Regions from separate parts of the Homo sapiens genome. Here region 2 is linked to region 1. A link is a contact called in ENCODE Hi-C or POLR2A ChIA-PET data. All regions are on one chromosome and are shown on one strand. The core of a region is the stretch at or near the end of the contact, and the rest is flanking DNA. Distances in the headings are between cores, read along the strand shown. Region 1 holds the start of DLGAP1-AS2 (DLGAP1 antisense RNA 2). Region 2 overlaps DLGAP1 (DLG associated protein 1).

What was found. Hi-C counts contacts between places; a loop is a spot of excess contacts on that map. ChIA-PET counts read pairs that join two places held with the same protein, here RNA polymerase II (POLR2A).
Region 2: a map of ascending aorta shows a loop between it and region 1 (2.3-fold over the local background). The contact joins the enhancer-like site here to the promoter of DLGAP1-AS2 in region 1. A Hi-C loop is called at or near these places in 1 of 168 maps with a recorded cell type or tissue (ascending aorta). POLR2A ChIA-PET finds 5 or more read pairs at or near these places in 3 of 52 experiments (AG04449, HEK293 and OCI-LY7).

The regions. Positions count from the first base shown.
Region 1 is chr18:3,600,268-3,608,033 of GRCh38, forward strand. DLGAP1-AS2 (DLGAP1 antisense RNA 2) reads left to right here and starts at 3,470. Exons shown (of 3, transcript NR_119377.1): 1 at 3,470-3,948; 2 at 6,287-6,373. All of the region lies in intron 7 of DLGAP1 (DLG associated protein 1), which reads right to left. RefSeq lists enhancers at 1,696-2,490, 2,491-3,285, 3,061-4,260, 3,286-4,079, 4,457-4,526 and 1 more.
Region 2 is chr18:3,912,092-3,919,857 of GRCh38, forward strand. The region is part of intron 3 of DLGAP1 (DLG associated protein 1); the gene reads right to left. Among named protein-coding and RNA genes, the nearest start is that of MIR6718, 31 kb to the left of the region's middle. Within about 2 kb of position 4,165, at least 4 of the 41 ENCODE cell types and tissues checked have a DNase peak (open chromatin) inside an H3K27ac peak, as active enhancers do; they include OCI-LY7, where a contact is called at or near this core.

The DNA.
Region 1 (7,766 bases), core at 2,220-4,719:
TGAGACGGAGTTTCTCTCTTGTCACCCAGGCTGGAGTGCAATGGCACGCACGATCTCGGCTCACTGCAACCTCCACCTCCCCGGTTCAAGCAATTCTCCTGCCTCAGCCTCCCGAGTAGTGCCACCACTCCCAGCTTATTTTTGTATTAGTAGAGACGGGGTTTCACCATGTTGGCCAGGCTGGTCTCGAACCCCGGACCTCAGGTGATCCACCTGCCTCGGCCTCCCAAAGTGCTGGGATTACAGGCATGAGCCACCGTGCCTGGCCAGAAACATTCTTTTTATTCGTTTTTATTATAATTGTAGTAAGGGCCCTGGTAGGGGATTTGAACTGTTTCTTTCCACAGTGTGGAATGATGTCTATATACATTACAGAATGGAGATATAGATATCTATAGAGATCTATAGATATCTATAGAGATCTATATAGATATCTATAGCTATATAGATATAGAGATATAGATATATATAGATATATAGATATATATAGATATATAGATATATATAGATATATAGATATATATAGATATATAGATATATAGATATATATAGATATATAGATATATATAGATATATATAGATATATAGATATATATAGATATATAGATATATAGATAGATATATAGATATATATAGATATATAGATAGATATAGATATATATAGATATATAGATAGATATATAGATATATATAGATATATAGATAGATATATAGATATAGATATATAGATATATAGATATAGATAGATATATAGATATATAGATATAGAGATAAAGATATAGATAGATATATAGATATATAGATATATAGATAGATATATAGATATATATATTTTTTGAGACAGAGTCTCACCCTGTGGCTCAGGCTAGAGTGCAGTGATGTGATCTCAGCTCACTGCAACCTCCACTTCCCGGGCTAAAGCAATTCTCCCACCTCAGCCACCCAAGTAGCTGGGATTACAGGCACCTGCCACCATGCCAGCTATCTTTTGTATTTTTAGTAGAGATGGGGTTTCACCATGTTGATCAGGCTGGTCTCGAACTCCTGACCTCAAGCAATCCACCCGCCTCGGCCTCCCAAAATGCTGGGTTTACAGGTGTGAGCCACTGCGCCTGGCCCAGAATGGAGTAATCTGATGTGGTCTTACAGATAAACACTTCACATATGCAAGGGTGTGTGTGTGTGTGTGTGTGTGTTTTAACTCATCTTTTCCATTCTCTTCCCAACCCCTCCTTTCCCATCTGCTACCCTCAGGCTACAGTTCGACTTCACAGATAGAAAAATAAAACCTACGGCTGGGCATGGTGGTTCACGCCTATAATCCCAGCACTTTGGGAGGCCGAGGTGGGCCAATCGTTTGAGGTCGGGAATTTGAGACCAGCCTGACCAACATGGTGAAACCCTGTCTCTACCAAAAATACAAATAAATTAGCCGGTCATGGTGGCCTGCCCCAGTAATCCCAGCTACTTGGGAGGCTGAGGCAGGAGAATCGCTTGAACCAAGGAAGCGGAGGTTGCAGCAAGCCCAGATCACGCCACTGCACTCCAGCCTGGGTGACAGAGCGAGACTCCATCTCGGAAAAAAAAAAAAATTAGCTGGGCGTGGTGGCGAGTACCTGTAATCCCAGCTACTCAGGAGGCTGAGGCAGGCGAATCGCTTGAACCCGGGAAGCGGAGATTGCAGTGAGTGGAGATCGGGCCACTGCACTCCAGCCTGGGCTACAGTGCGAGACTCCTTCTCAAATGAATGAATAAATAAATAAATAAAACATATGATTTACCTTGGCCCACTATAATTTTGCACTACAGGGTGGCAGCTCCGTGCTATGTACAAGCCGGGTGCCGCGCAGCTTTGATGCTGCCCAGGACACTGACCTAAAAGTGTGTCTGCAAGTACTCTCACCCTTCATTCATTCAAGCTTTGCCTAGTACACACTTTTTGGAAACCATTTCCCAAAATGCATGCTTTTATACCACATTTCCCACCCACCAGATAACCGAGACAGTGCACGTAACACAGTTTGAATTAAAGAATAATCTTGTTTTGGCCGGGCGCGGTGGCTCACGCCTGTCATCCCAGCAATTTGGGAGGCCGAGGCGGGCGGATCACGAGGTCAGGAGATCGAGACCATCCTGGCTAAGACAGTGAAACCCCGTCTCTGCTAAAAATACAAAAAATTAGCCGGGCGTGGTGGCGGGCGCCTGTAGTCCCAGCTACTCGGGAGGCTGAGGCAGGAGAATGGCGTGAACCCGGGAGGCGGAGCTTGCAGGGAGCCGAGATCGCGCCACCGCACTCCAGCCTGGGCGACAGAGCGAGACTCCGTCCAAAAAAAAAAAAAAAAAAAAAAACAAAGAAACTTGTGTTGGTAGACAAATAAATTCATGAACTGCAGATATAAATAGATCGAGCACTAGATATGTTTATTATCTCCAGCACAGCACTGCCTCCTGGTGCGGATTATATTCCAGTTTTCAAAAGGAACCATAGAAGATACAAGCAATACGATTTTATTTTGGAGGGATTTCTAGCATCATAGGTCAAAGACGTTATTAAGTATCGACTCTGAAAAAGCAACTATAAATACTGCAAATCGACTAAGCCAGAGGACGCAAATATATCCTGCGTGTTGTGTGCTGGACTGTGGTTGAGACTTCATGGTCGTGCTCTGGGCTCATGGGGGCAGCTGACTGCTCATAATTAAGATTGCTGTTGCCGCTGCCTGTGTTCCAAAGAGAACACAAGAGGACAGAGCTAAGGTGTAGGAATGCGGAAGAACTTGCAGAAACTAGAGCTAGTCTTCGGATTGAAATGAATTACCAATAAAGGGTTGGGAAATGGATCAAGGAGAGGGAAGCGTTTTGATGGTCCCTGCTCCGAGGTTCAGCCCATTTGCAGTTGCTGATAACCTTGTCAGGTCACCAGATAAAGGCAAGTCTTGTCACCCTCAGGCACCTGGCTGCGAAGTAATAAAACGGTTGCCTTATCATCTAAAGGTGGAGTGAGTCAAACCTCAGCCCAGGGTAATTATAGTAAACTGAAATTGCCTGTCCTTTACAAAAAAAAAGGCGGAGGGAGAGAGAAAGGAAAAGGGCTTAAGGCAGGAAATTGTGTTTGTCTTTCTCCTTGGATTTAAAAAAGAAACGAGCAAAACAGCAAAAAGTTTTCCAGGGAGTGAGAAAAGCAGCCCGGCTAGACTCCCCTCACCCTGGGTTAACAGGATTGCCGACAGATCAGGCCCACGTGATGGTCAAGAAAAGAGGCTCAAGCTGATGAAAATCCAAGAAATCTTCTTAGGAGCCTTCCTTTCTAAATGTAAATGACTGAGTCATTGCTTTGCTAAGGAGGGAAGGAAGTTACAATCACACCAAGTGACTCATTCATTGCTGTTAGCTCCGGCAGTTGGATGAAAAGTTTTAGCAAAAGCAGCAACAAATGTACTTTAAATACTAGCACAGTAAGGGAATTCCTGTCTTTCAGGATGAATGCCATCCACACAAAAGAGCTCCTGTTGACATCTCATTTACAATCTCCCCCAGGACACAGACAAGACCCTTTCAATAAATCCAGCTCAGAAACACCTATTGTTCAAAATCTTCAACTCGCCACAGGCTACCACCACTCCCTATGGCTTTGCAAAATTAAAGATTTAGAAGAAGGATGGGGCGGTGGAAGCTATGAAAAGAGGCAGGAAAAAAGTTCCTTTGACCCGATGCTGTCAGAGAGCGTGCATGAAGAAGAAAGTTAATGGTATTTCCATTTATATAAGAAGCGCCTAAGAAATGCCTGTGACGTTCGTGAACTAGTGATTGTGAATTCCAAATTTGATGCCAACTTTATGTGTAAAGAAGCTAACTCCTGCCAACATCGTGGCTGAATGAACAGCTGGGACTATGCTTAACCCATTCCCAGCTTATAAAAGCCCCATGGCAGCTGCAGTGAAGCATCAGGTGAGTCTGATATGGGCTGTCTGTTCCCTCGGGGATTTGAATCTTGCCTGTCCTTTCCAAGTGGAGTCTTGTGCCTAAGTGCTAGAGCCCACTCCTTCCTCCCCACTGATTCCCTTCTTTCCATTTCTGCCATTTCCCTTCTTCTTTTAATAAAACTTGGACATTTTCTGGAGTTACATGTTTTTCTTGGGATGTACTTCAAATTAAGGAGCATATTTATGTTTACAAACACACGCACACGCACACACACACACACATACACACAAAAGAATCGGGCATTTCTCAAGTGGTGATACCTTTACCCTCCTTATTTTTCACTTAAGGTTCCCCATCTCAGTACACGATCCCTTTATCTGCCCCGAGTTCAAGCCAAAACTCAGCATTATCTGTAAGCACTCCTTTGGGTCCTTCTCTCCAGTCTCTTAAATCCCTGTGGAGTCATTCCACATCCTTCTGTGCATCTTTCTGCTTCCCTAGATCCTACAGTTTTAATGTTATCTTCTGGAGTATCACAGCAACTTCCTTAACTCAAGGTTTCTCCAACTCTGAGTTGTCACTTAGTGGGTAGTGAAATAAGATGAGTCATGCAGTTTCACCATTTAGAAAATGCAAAATGTTAGGTAGAAAATGTCAGCGTACATCCTGTGTAGAAAAAGTAAGTCTTGTTGTGAAACCTCTTTCAGTTTGTGTGTGCGTGTCCCCGGATCTGTGTACATACTGGGCAACAGGGAAAATGCATTTTGTAGGTCAAAATATTTGGAGAAATACGTTTCTACTTAGTCTCACTGGGTCTGTCTTTTCTGTTTCCAAACTATTGTGTACACTTAGAGGAAGAGTGGAAACCCTCCAGCAGGTCCTGTCAGTCTGCAGTTTACAAATCTCCCCTCAGGATAAGAGTTCCTATTCACCCTTTTCAGGTCTCAGAATTCTGCCTCCTCCTGACCACTTTTCCTTTAGTTATTCAACCCATCAAGTTCCCTGGGTTTGCATGTGCAATCGATTCCTCGTTAGGGATATTCTTTCCTCTGGTTTTTCCTTCAGATACGAGCTTACGTTCGACCTCTTCCAAGAAGACGTCAGGAATGTCCTTCTGAATGCCTTTCCTAGTTCTCATGAGAACACAGCAGTTTTTAATCAGGCAGAGCACTTATTACATTATAATTATCTTCTTGGTTCCCAACTGAACTTTTAAGTTCCAAGTGGGCAGTCAGTAAATATTTCTTGGTGCATCAAATGCTCCACATTTTACACAGTTAACGTTTGCTGCCTACAAACCAATTTGGATAGTTACTTTAAAGTATCTTATCTCTAGTTCTCAAAGCTTTAGTTTCCTTTAACACTTAAGTATCTCTTGCATATTTTCTTTTCAAACACTGCTTCGTTAATTTGCAAATTCATTGGACTCCTTTCCTTAAAAATCAAAATAATAAAACTTCAAGAAAGCTGTTGTGACTTCTGGCCTCTCTGAATGTCAGATCTGTAAACAGGAAGGGCAGAACTCTGATCTCTAAAATCCTCTCCAGTCCACTACTCTGACCCTCTAACTTGAGCTTTCTCCAGAGAGGTTAAGTGACTTTTCCAAGGTCACGGAGCTTTTTAGCGGCAGGAGATTTTTTTTGCCTGTCTATAGATTTTTAAAAGCTAGCCGTAAACAAAAACCAAAAAGTTTACCGAGGACACTGAGTGCCACTAACAAGTTTGTGTGAAAGAGAATTCATGAAGAAATAGGAGACTTCAAACAAAACACTAAAATCAACAACAACCATAATGGATTCCTGCCTAGGCAGGTCGGGACATTAAGAAAAAAAAAGGTCTCGCTGTGGTTTGCTATTAGATGGAGAGATATTCAGATTTCATTTTTAAAATGAAAGTGAAAGATTAAAGAATTTTGGCATCCTGACCCTTTGTAGAGGCCATTCCTCAGAGGCACAGTGTGCAGACAAAACTATCCTAGAGGTGCCAACCAGAACAAGCTCTAATGTCTGTCTCATTCCTGAGCCTTGGTGCCTTGACGAGTCACCACGCTCAGGAAGAAAGCTGCAACTCGCCAGGATGAAACTGGGCCCCGCTTCTTAGAACCCTTCCCCGCTTCCTTCCCCTGCCAGAACCACACTAAAGAATTCGCTGCTCTCAAAGACAGACGTTTTCATTACTTCCTTACATTATAGAGTTTGGGCTTAGATAACCAGTTGTATGAGTAGTAAGTCAAACAGAAATACAACAGCAATAATACTTATTTCTTTCCCTAATTGTAATATGTTGTACTTCATAAGCCATCATATGCATTTGTTGCTTTTCCCCCTTCTACACTGACCAGTAGTTTTGCTTTGTTTGACAGAAAAGTATAGTAAGAAGAAACTGAATTTGAAGTGGATTCTTACAAAGGAAAAAGAAAATCACTATTGTAACTATACCAAATTACTATGTATGTGAGCTCCCAGCTTTGACATCAAGTCGTTACAGCCACGTAATGGGATTACGGGTGATTTTTACTTTATTCTTTGGGCTTCTCTGAATTTTCCTATATTTTGAAAAAGCACCTGCATTATTTTGTAATTATAAAAAAGTATAAATAAGAATTATACACACTATTATTTCTTCACTGCTATGACATGACTAGATTACAATTTTTTTCTTTTTGAGATGACTTTCGGTCTTGTTTCCCAGGCTGGAGTGCAGTGGCACGACCTCGGCTCATTGCAACCTCCACCTCCCGGGTTCAAGCAATTCTCCTGCCTCAGCCTCCCCAGTAGCTGGGATTACAGGCACCTGCCACCACACCTGGCTAATTTTAGTAGAGAAGGGGTTTCGCCAAGCTGGCCAGGCTGGTCTCGAACTCCTGACTTCAGGTGATTGATCCACCTGCCTCGGCCTCCCAGAGTGCTGGGATTAGAGGCATGAGCCATCGCGCCTGGCCTAGATTATGGAATTTTTGTATTACCATGTATGTTGCCGTGTAATTTTTGTTTTGAACCTTTTTTATTTTTCTTTTAATTCCTTTGAGACAGGATCTTGTTCTGTTACCCAGGCTCACTGCAACAAGGTGATTTTCCCGCCTCAGCCTCCAGAGTAGCTGGACTACAGGCCGGTGCCACCACACCCAGATAATATTTTATATTTTTTGTAGAAATGGGGTTTTGTTTTGTTGCCCAGGCTGGTCTTGAGCTCCTGGGCTCAAGCGATCCACCCTCCTCAGCCTCCCAAAATACTGGGATTACAGGCATAAGCCACTGCACCCGGCCTTGAGCATTTGTTTTTTGAAGGAAATTTTATATGATTACCACATAAAAAAGGAATACTAAAAATCTAACATTATTTGATATCTCACTGTCTTTGAAAACTTAAGGAACATGGACCCATACAAGGCAGCCAAATATTGGCCGGTAACTCCTTTACAACTGGGCTGCAGCATATTTTATTACCTTCTCCTGACAATTTCTTATCTGGCTGCTTATCATTTCCAGAACATACCATCCTTTTGCATGCCTTTACGCCAGTGGCAAACATGGTTGTTTGCCTCCTCATAACCATTCTCTCTATCCTGCTTGCTAATGAGACCCCAGTACTGTTGATCTTTTCCACACAGCTGTGAGTTTTAGGGGTGGCTAAGCCCCTCCCTACACGTGGAGGCTGAATCTTCACCAGACTACCAGACAAAGAGATGAGAAGGGAGGTTGGATGGGAATGTTCTGGGAAAGTTTACCTCACTATTTAAAGCCACCCAAGTCAGGGACATCCTTTTTCTTCCTCTGGACTTTGTCATCTGCAAGGGATGCTGGAACTGTGGCTGCCATCGGGGGACCACAGAAAGTACTGGC
Region 2 (7,766 bases), core at 2,915-5,414, 310 kb after region 1:
ACAAAGGATTTATTCTTCTTGACTCATTTATATTTTGGAAATAAAGTTTGTTACATATTAATCTGTTCTTTATGGATATCTAAACTTTAATAAACCAAAATAAGATTTCTTGTGCTCCCAACAACTCTAATGCTTTACCTCATATGTTTTGTTGTTTTAGGTGAGACAATGTCAATTCACATCAATAACTGTTGTCAGAGCACCTACTGTGTTAAGTTCTGTGGGGGAAATGCAAATGAAGGAAACTCGCTCTTTTCTTTTAGGGTCTCACAATCTAGTCGGGGAGACTGACCTAATATGAGGCCTAGTGTGCGAGGTTTATTCTCCCAGGTACTATTACTTATTATGAGCCTATTATGAGATGGGAACTAGTCTAGGCACTGGAGATAGCTCAGGGAACAAACCAAATACAAAGCCCTTCCCTCAGGGAGCTTACAGTCTAGTGGAAGAAACAGAAAATAAACAGAACGAACATGTTAGAAGAATAAACATATATTTAAATATATAAATACATAAAATAAATATCTGGCAGGTCACAAGTGCTCTGGAGAAATGCCAAACCAGGGAGGTGATAGGGGCGTGCCTCTGATGGAAACATATGGAACTGTGGGAGGCTGGTGTGTCCACAAGCGTCCTGACTTGCTGAGGCCTCAGCTCTGTGGCTGGGTAGGTGAATTTGACCAAGTCAAATTTTCTTTCCATGTCTTTGTTTCCTTGGTTCTAAAAGAGTCTGAGGTGGGGCTAATATTGTGATTTGAAAAAGTCCTTTGGTGACTGTGTAGGGTTGGGTGTGGTGGGAAGCCAAGCTGGGGGAACTCTGTGTTTCCTGCTCCATCCAGAACCATAAGCTATTTATAGATCAGCCCTTTGGTGTAAGTTTTTGTTTGAAAAAATGTTTTCCACAGCTGAAGAAAAAAAATAAACCACTGAACTAGATGATCTCAGGTTTGTACCAGTTGTGGTTCTATAGTCTTTACTTCTTCCTTAGGATTCCTTAGTGGGAAGAGATACTTTGTTTTTTGTTTTGTTTTGTTTTTGAGACAGGGTCTCACTCTGTTACCCAGGCTGGAGTCAATGCAGCCTCGACCTTCTGGGTTCTAGTGATCCTCCTGCCTCAGCCTCCTGAGTAGCTGGGACTGCAGGTATGCACCATCACACCTGGCTAATTTTTAAATTTTTTTGTTTTGAGGGGGTCTCACTTTGTTCAAGTGGTCTTGAACTCCTGGGATCAAGCAATGCTCCCACCTTGGCCTCTAAAAGTGTTATAGGATTACAGACGTGAACCACCATGCTCAGCCAGAAAGAGATATTCTGAATTATTTGCAGGAAGCTGTTATGGAACTACAGGTAAAATGGTAAATATTTCTATTAAACATAGCCTCTGTTTATCACTCTACATGGAATATAAAAAATTTCTGAATTTTCCTTAAGAAGCATATATTTACTTTTTCTACTTTCTATGCTAATACAAGATCAGAGAGAACAATTACTTTTCTATGGCTGGATTGAAATATAGATTCTTTTGGACTTAAAATTTCAGAATAGATCAAATCTCAGCTGACGGAAGCAAAATATCTGATAGTTTTAGGTTCTCATTAATATTGCTCCTTAAAACTAAGTTTCACTCTTTAGTTATCTTTCTATGTATGAATATACTATGGCTGAAAATGATGTCTTCTCCCTAATCTACTACGGCATGTCTTGCTAGCTTAGAAACATTGCATGGATGTTACAAGGAACATTACATGAAACATTACAAGGTTGATATATATTTTTCCAAACAGAAACCAAAAGAATAATACTGAACTAAATGACAAATGGGAAACCTGTTACTAATTTGAACTGGAAACTGATTACATTTTACTTTCACAGCTACTCACCAATGCTGCCTTAATGAAAAGCTCTTCCAATTGTCACTATGGCTTTCTTTTTCCCCACCATAGGTAATTTTATTTTATTTTATTTATGGGTGGGGGGAATATTTAATATCTATTCTCTTAGCAAATTTCAAGTACAGTGGAGCATAGGTTAACTATAGTCATCATGCTGTACAGTAGGTTGCAGAACTTATTTATCCTGTCTAACTGAAACTTTGTATACTTTCTGAACTCCCCATCCTTCCCTTTCCCCCAGGCTCTGGTAATTACCATTTTACTCTCTGCTTCTACGAGCTCCAGTCTTTTGGAGTCCACATCTAAGTGAGGTCGTGCAGTATTTGCCTTTCTGTGCTGGGCTTTCTTTATTAGCATAATGTTTTCCAGATGCATCCATGTTGTTGCAAGTGCCAGGATTTCTTTCTTTTTAAGACTGAATAGTGTTCAATTTTTAATACATAAACCACATTTTCTTTATCCATTCATTGTTGATGGACACTTAGATTGATTCCATCTTGTGAATAACCCTGCAGTGAACACGGGGTGCAGCTCTCCCTTCAACTACTGATTTCATTTCCTTTGAATATATATCTTGGAAGTTGGATATATCCTTTGGAAGTTGGATTACTGGATTCGATGGTAGTTTTGTTTTTAATTTTTTGAGGAACTCCTATATGATTTTCCATAGCAGCTGTACTATTTTATGTTCCCACCAATAGTGTACAAGGGTTCCCTTTTCTCTACACCCTTGCCAGTATTTGCTATCTTTCATTCTTTTGATAATAGCCATGTTATTATTATTTTTTGAGACAGGGTCTCTGTCACCCAGGCTGGAGTGCAATGGTGCAGTTTTGGCTCACAGCAACCTCCACCTCCTGGACTCAAGCGATCCTCCTGCCTTCCAAGGAGCTGGAACTACAGGTGCATGCCATGACACCTGGCTAATTTTTGTGTTTTTGTAGAGACAGGGTTTCGCCATGTTGCCCAGGCTGGTTTTGGGCCCCTGGGCTCAAGCCATCTGCCTGTCTCAGCCTCCTAAACTGCTGGGATTATAAACATGAGCCACCACATTCAGCTGTTAATAGCCATTGTAACAGGTGTGAGGTGGTATCTCATTGTGGTTTTAGTTTGCATTTCCCTGATGACTAGTGATGTTGATCATTTTTTATATGCCTGTTTGCCATTTGTATGTCTTCTTTTGAGGCATGTCTATTCAGGTCCTTTGCCCATTTTTAAACTGGGTGATTTGTTTCCTTGCTCTGGAAACTATGGCTTCTTTTAATAAGAATTTTACTAGTTTTATCATAAGCTGAGTTTAATAAGCTCAGCTGTGACAATTATGTATAAAAATAAGAGAATGCCAAAAGCACACTAGCTGAGCTTTAGTCAAAGTCCCTGTGAAGTGAACCTCATGCAGACTTAAAATAGTGGGTGACTTGGTAAAGTGGCAGTTCACTGCAGTGCAGCTCATGGAAGGAGGGGCCCAGTTATGACTTAGCAAGGTAATTGAGGAGATTAAAAAGGAACAAAGATGGAAGCTGCTAATTGCAACTTAAAAAGGGCATTTAGAACCTAATTCCAAACATAAGATATGATTGATCTGTTCCTGGGAATTCTTTTGTGCACTTGGAGGGTTTTAAGATCAATTAAATCTTTGCATCTTAAAAATAATGATCACAAGGAAGAAGAAAAGTTAAAACAAGGAAAACAGCATACTGGCATAGAACAAGCTATTTCTGAAATATCAGTTACATTTGGATGCAAAATTTCAAGTTTTCCTTTTTGGGAGAATGTCATCTCTCTGAAAACTTATTTTGAAACCTTATTTATTTTTTTTTTCTTTTCCTGTAGTCTTCCTCTGTGGTCATCTGAAGACATCTTACTGCTTTTAGGAAAGAATAGTAAGTCCTGACAAGTCTTAGACCTTAGATAGATGGTAGTTCTATTTTTAATTTTTTGTGGAATTTCTATAAAGTAAAAGTCAATGAAAACAGAGAAAATTCCCTACTCTACTATAGCAAGATGCCCATCAGCAGAAAAGGACAGTGTAGAAGCAGATTGACACTGAATTATGGTCACCCTTGCTCAAGTAAACAAATTAATATCCCCAAGGACATCCATAAGGCTTCCCTCTCAACATCTGAGGGCTGGATTTGCTCTCTGCTGTCCACCACAGACTATATTCAACTGCTGGAACCTTGTCTGGTGCTGAATAGCCCAAGGACAGGGACGCTGCTTCAGAGACACCCACGGTCACAGTTGCACCAGCCAAATCTGTTTTTGTGCCCGTGTCTTCTCGGAGAACAGAGCAGCATATGGACGGCTTGGGCTCCCTGCCATCTGTCAAGAGTGGGCAGGACAGCACGTGCAATCCCAATCTGCACCAATGCTTGGTAGATAACACTTTCCACAGGGAAAGGTCTGCTGGCCTCAGATAAGAACAGCTTTCAAATGGGGACTATGAAAAACTGTACAACAGTCACAACTCGGTTCCACTCCTCTCAGATCTACCTAAAGCTCTCATAGTCATAACCTATATGACTTTGAGGGAAGAAAATCCTGACCCATTGCTCAGTTGGTATGGAGCTTGAACATTCACTCACATGCTATAATATCATGATCATCAGTATCATTATAAACAACAGCATTTACTGAACTGCTACCCTGGAACTCTTCCCTTTAGCTTCTAAGAACATGCACAATGTAATATCTTCACCAATGAGACACAGACCTCAGAGTCTGTGCTTGCAACCATTAGGCTTCACCGCCTCCTACCTAATCTAGGAGCTGATGTTTGTAGAAGGGTGTGGGGAATGAGCTGATCGTTGTAGCAGGGATGTGCATGGAGGAGAGGGTGGAAAGGGTAGGAAGAAACAGCATAGAGAATGCATCAGGATGTTCCATGTTGCACATACACTATACAGACAGTTCCTGATTTATGATGGTTTGGTGTAGGATTTTTTTGACTTTACGATGGTGCAAAAGCAATACACATTTAATAAAAACTGTACCTTGAGTACCCATACAATTATTCTGTTTTTCACTTTTGGTACAATACTCAGCAGATTACATGAGCTAGTCAGCACTTCATTACAAAATAGGCTTTGTGTTAGATCATTTTGCTCAGCTGTGGGCTAATGTAAATGGTCTGAGCACATTTAAGTAGGTTAGGTGAAGGCTAAGCTACGGTGTTTGGTAAGTTAGCTGTACTAAATGCATTTTTGAATTAATGATATTTTCAATTTACAATAGGTTTATTGGGAAATAAACCCGTCATAAGTTGAGAAGCATCTTTACTAAATTTCCCAGAAAGCAAATGCGGTGTTTGTTATAGAAGGCAGGGATTTGCATTAGGGGCTGAGGACCCTGCAGACGGCAGTCAGCAGCATTCCAGCTCTCGCACCCATGGGTTACAAAGGGAAAGCACTGGACGTGAGTCTAAGAGTGATGGCTAAAGTCCAAGGAGGCCAATATCCATTTCTCAGTCAGTTTGTTGTTACCTATGTGTTCTCATTTCTGGAGGAGTCAGCTACAATATTACTGTATATGTTATATAATATTTGACATCATTTTATAGAGTAATGATCTACACTAGAATTTATAAATGTGAGGGTTTGTGAAGTCACTAGGCATGTACTGAGTAAACACCAAAGAGCTGCTCTATTCAACCATCATTTGCTATCAAGTAAATTTCAGTATAAGTAAGAGAAGACTGGCTCTGACAATTGTGAGGCATACGTTGGATGATTTTTTAATGCAGCATTATAGATATGTAAGGCTATGTAGTAAATACTCTGCTAGAGCGATAATGATCATTTTAAATTTGCTTATATTGTGAAAATTGTGTATATGGGAGAGTCAGTACCTAGGGGAAAAGGAAAAATTTCAGAAAAAAAACTAAAATAAGCACGTTTTTCTTTATATATTGTGGATATGAAAGGGTAGTGGTGGTGGTGAAGACTGTAGAAAGGAGATAAAGAAAAGGAAACCAGGTTCAAGGAGCCGCTGTACCCCACTCCTTGGCTCTCCCTCCTTCATAATCATCAGCAGTTGTACTAAAAAGAAAGGAATCAGTTTTACAAGTTTCCTTAAATCTGACAATGAACTAGAGGATCTTATATAGAAGGAAGTGCTAGGATAACATTCTGAAGAATCAAGATTGCTTGCATATTTGCATTTCTTTGGTTCTTGCAATCATCTCTCTATTCAAGCTGAGCTGTGAAATACACCATACCTGTTATTACTGGGCTAGTGGACCAAATATGCTTTGCTGTTGTTATTCCAATATCGTGTCTGTTGCTATGAAAATGAAGCCATCCAGACTAAGATTTCAAGTACGTAAACTGAACACGGTAGAAGCCAGCACACAGAATAATTCTAATTTTGAATGAGTATATGCCAAATAAGTCATTTAACCTTTGAGTCTCAGTTTCTTCTGTGAAATAAAAATACTGTGCTAGACGTTTTCCAGGCTGTTTTTAACATATAAAAGTTAGGTGAGAAGAGATAGAAACCAACAAACAATGAACCAAACACAGACATCAAAGGGGGAAAAAAATGCCATTCAGGGAAGTGAATCACAGAACTTTGGATTCAGGAACTAGAGGTCCCTGGAAAAGCCATTAAATATGTTTCTGGAGATTTTCCCCCTAAGTTTTCTCTGAAAGAATGGTTTCTACCTGTGTTATGGGTTGTTCCAGGGACTGGCATTCTGAGCAAAGACTACCCTTCCTGGGGATCGTGGGCAGGAAGAGAAAGTGGAAGGAGGGCAACCAAGAAGTTGAATGTGACGATAGACCATAGATCTTAGTGATGAGGTCTTGAACTAGGGTGGCTGGAGGCAGAGACTGGAAAGAAGGGGGCAGATGGAAGAAATATTGTGAAGCTGAAGTTGGAAGAAAGACAAAGCTCATGAAAGATGTTGCAAGCACTAGAGATGCGTAGCTTAGGAACCTGTACACAGGGCAGCCTACCAGCACGGATCTACACAGGCTTCTCAAGAGATACACACAGTCTATCGGAAAAGTGACAGAAAAAAGAATTTGGATGCTTTGTGACATGCACAGTCCAATGAGAATTTTGTCAAAATAACATTAATACCATGTCAAGAAGACGCCTGGATATAGGTAAGTTGATCAACAAGAAAGATTGGTCAAATGGCTTTGACCTTTTTCTGGCGCTTAGTTTCATAGGCATTTTGGGTAATTTTAATCTCCTTTGTAGGCACTTGAGAAACACTTGAAATTCACACACTTCGAATCCTTACCTTTGTTTGAAGGTACCTATGGGCAAATTTGTAACCCTTAGCAGGCAAGGGAACTTGATACCATCTACTGACATTTCAAAATTTTCAAGTGCAAGGGTAGCAGTCCTTTAGTTCACTAAAAATGCAGAATGCATCACAAACAAAGCGTATAGATTCCTGGTGAGTTTAACTGGGAGATAAAACTGAAAGTTAGGTTGAGGCTAGTGAATGACTTTACATTTTGGATTTATTGGATTGGTAAGAGGGAGCTACGGATGATTTTTGCCCAAGGAGGTCCCAGAGCCATAGTACTACTTTAACAAGCTAATATGGCAGTGGTGGAAAAATCCAGTGGTCAAGGTAGAATTCTTGAGTCATGCTATAAACAGGAACTGCCTGAAATGTGCTAGGTATTAAGGTGATAAGTTGTAATAGCTACAAGTGATTGCATGTTATCACAAGCCAGGCACTGTGCTAAGTAAAGTGCTTCATCTATGTTATTTCACTTAATCTTGATAGCAGTTCTACAATATTATCACTAGCATTTTATGAAAAAGTAAATGGAAGCTCAGTAAATGTGGTCCAAGGCCACACAGCAGCTAGTAAGTGACAAAGCCATGGCTGAACTTCAAATCTGTGCTCTCAGC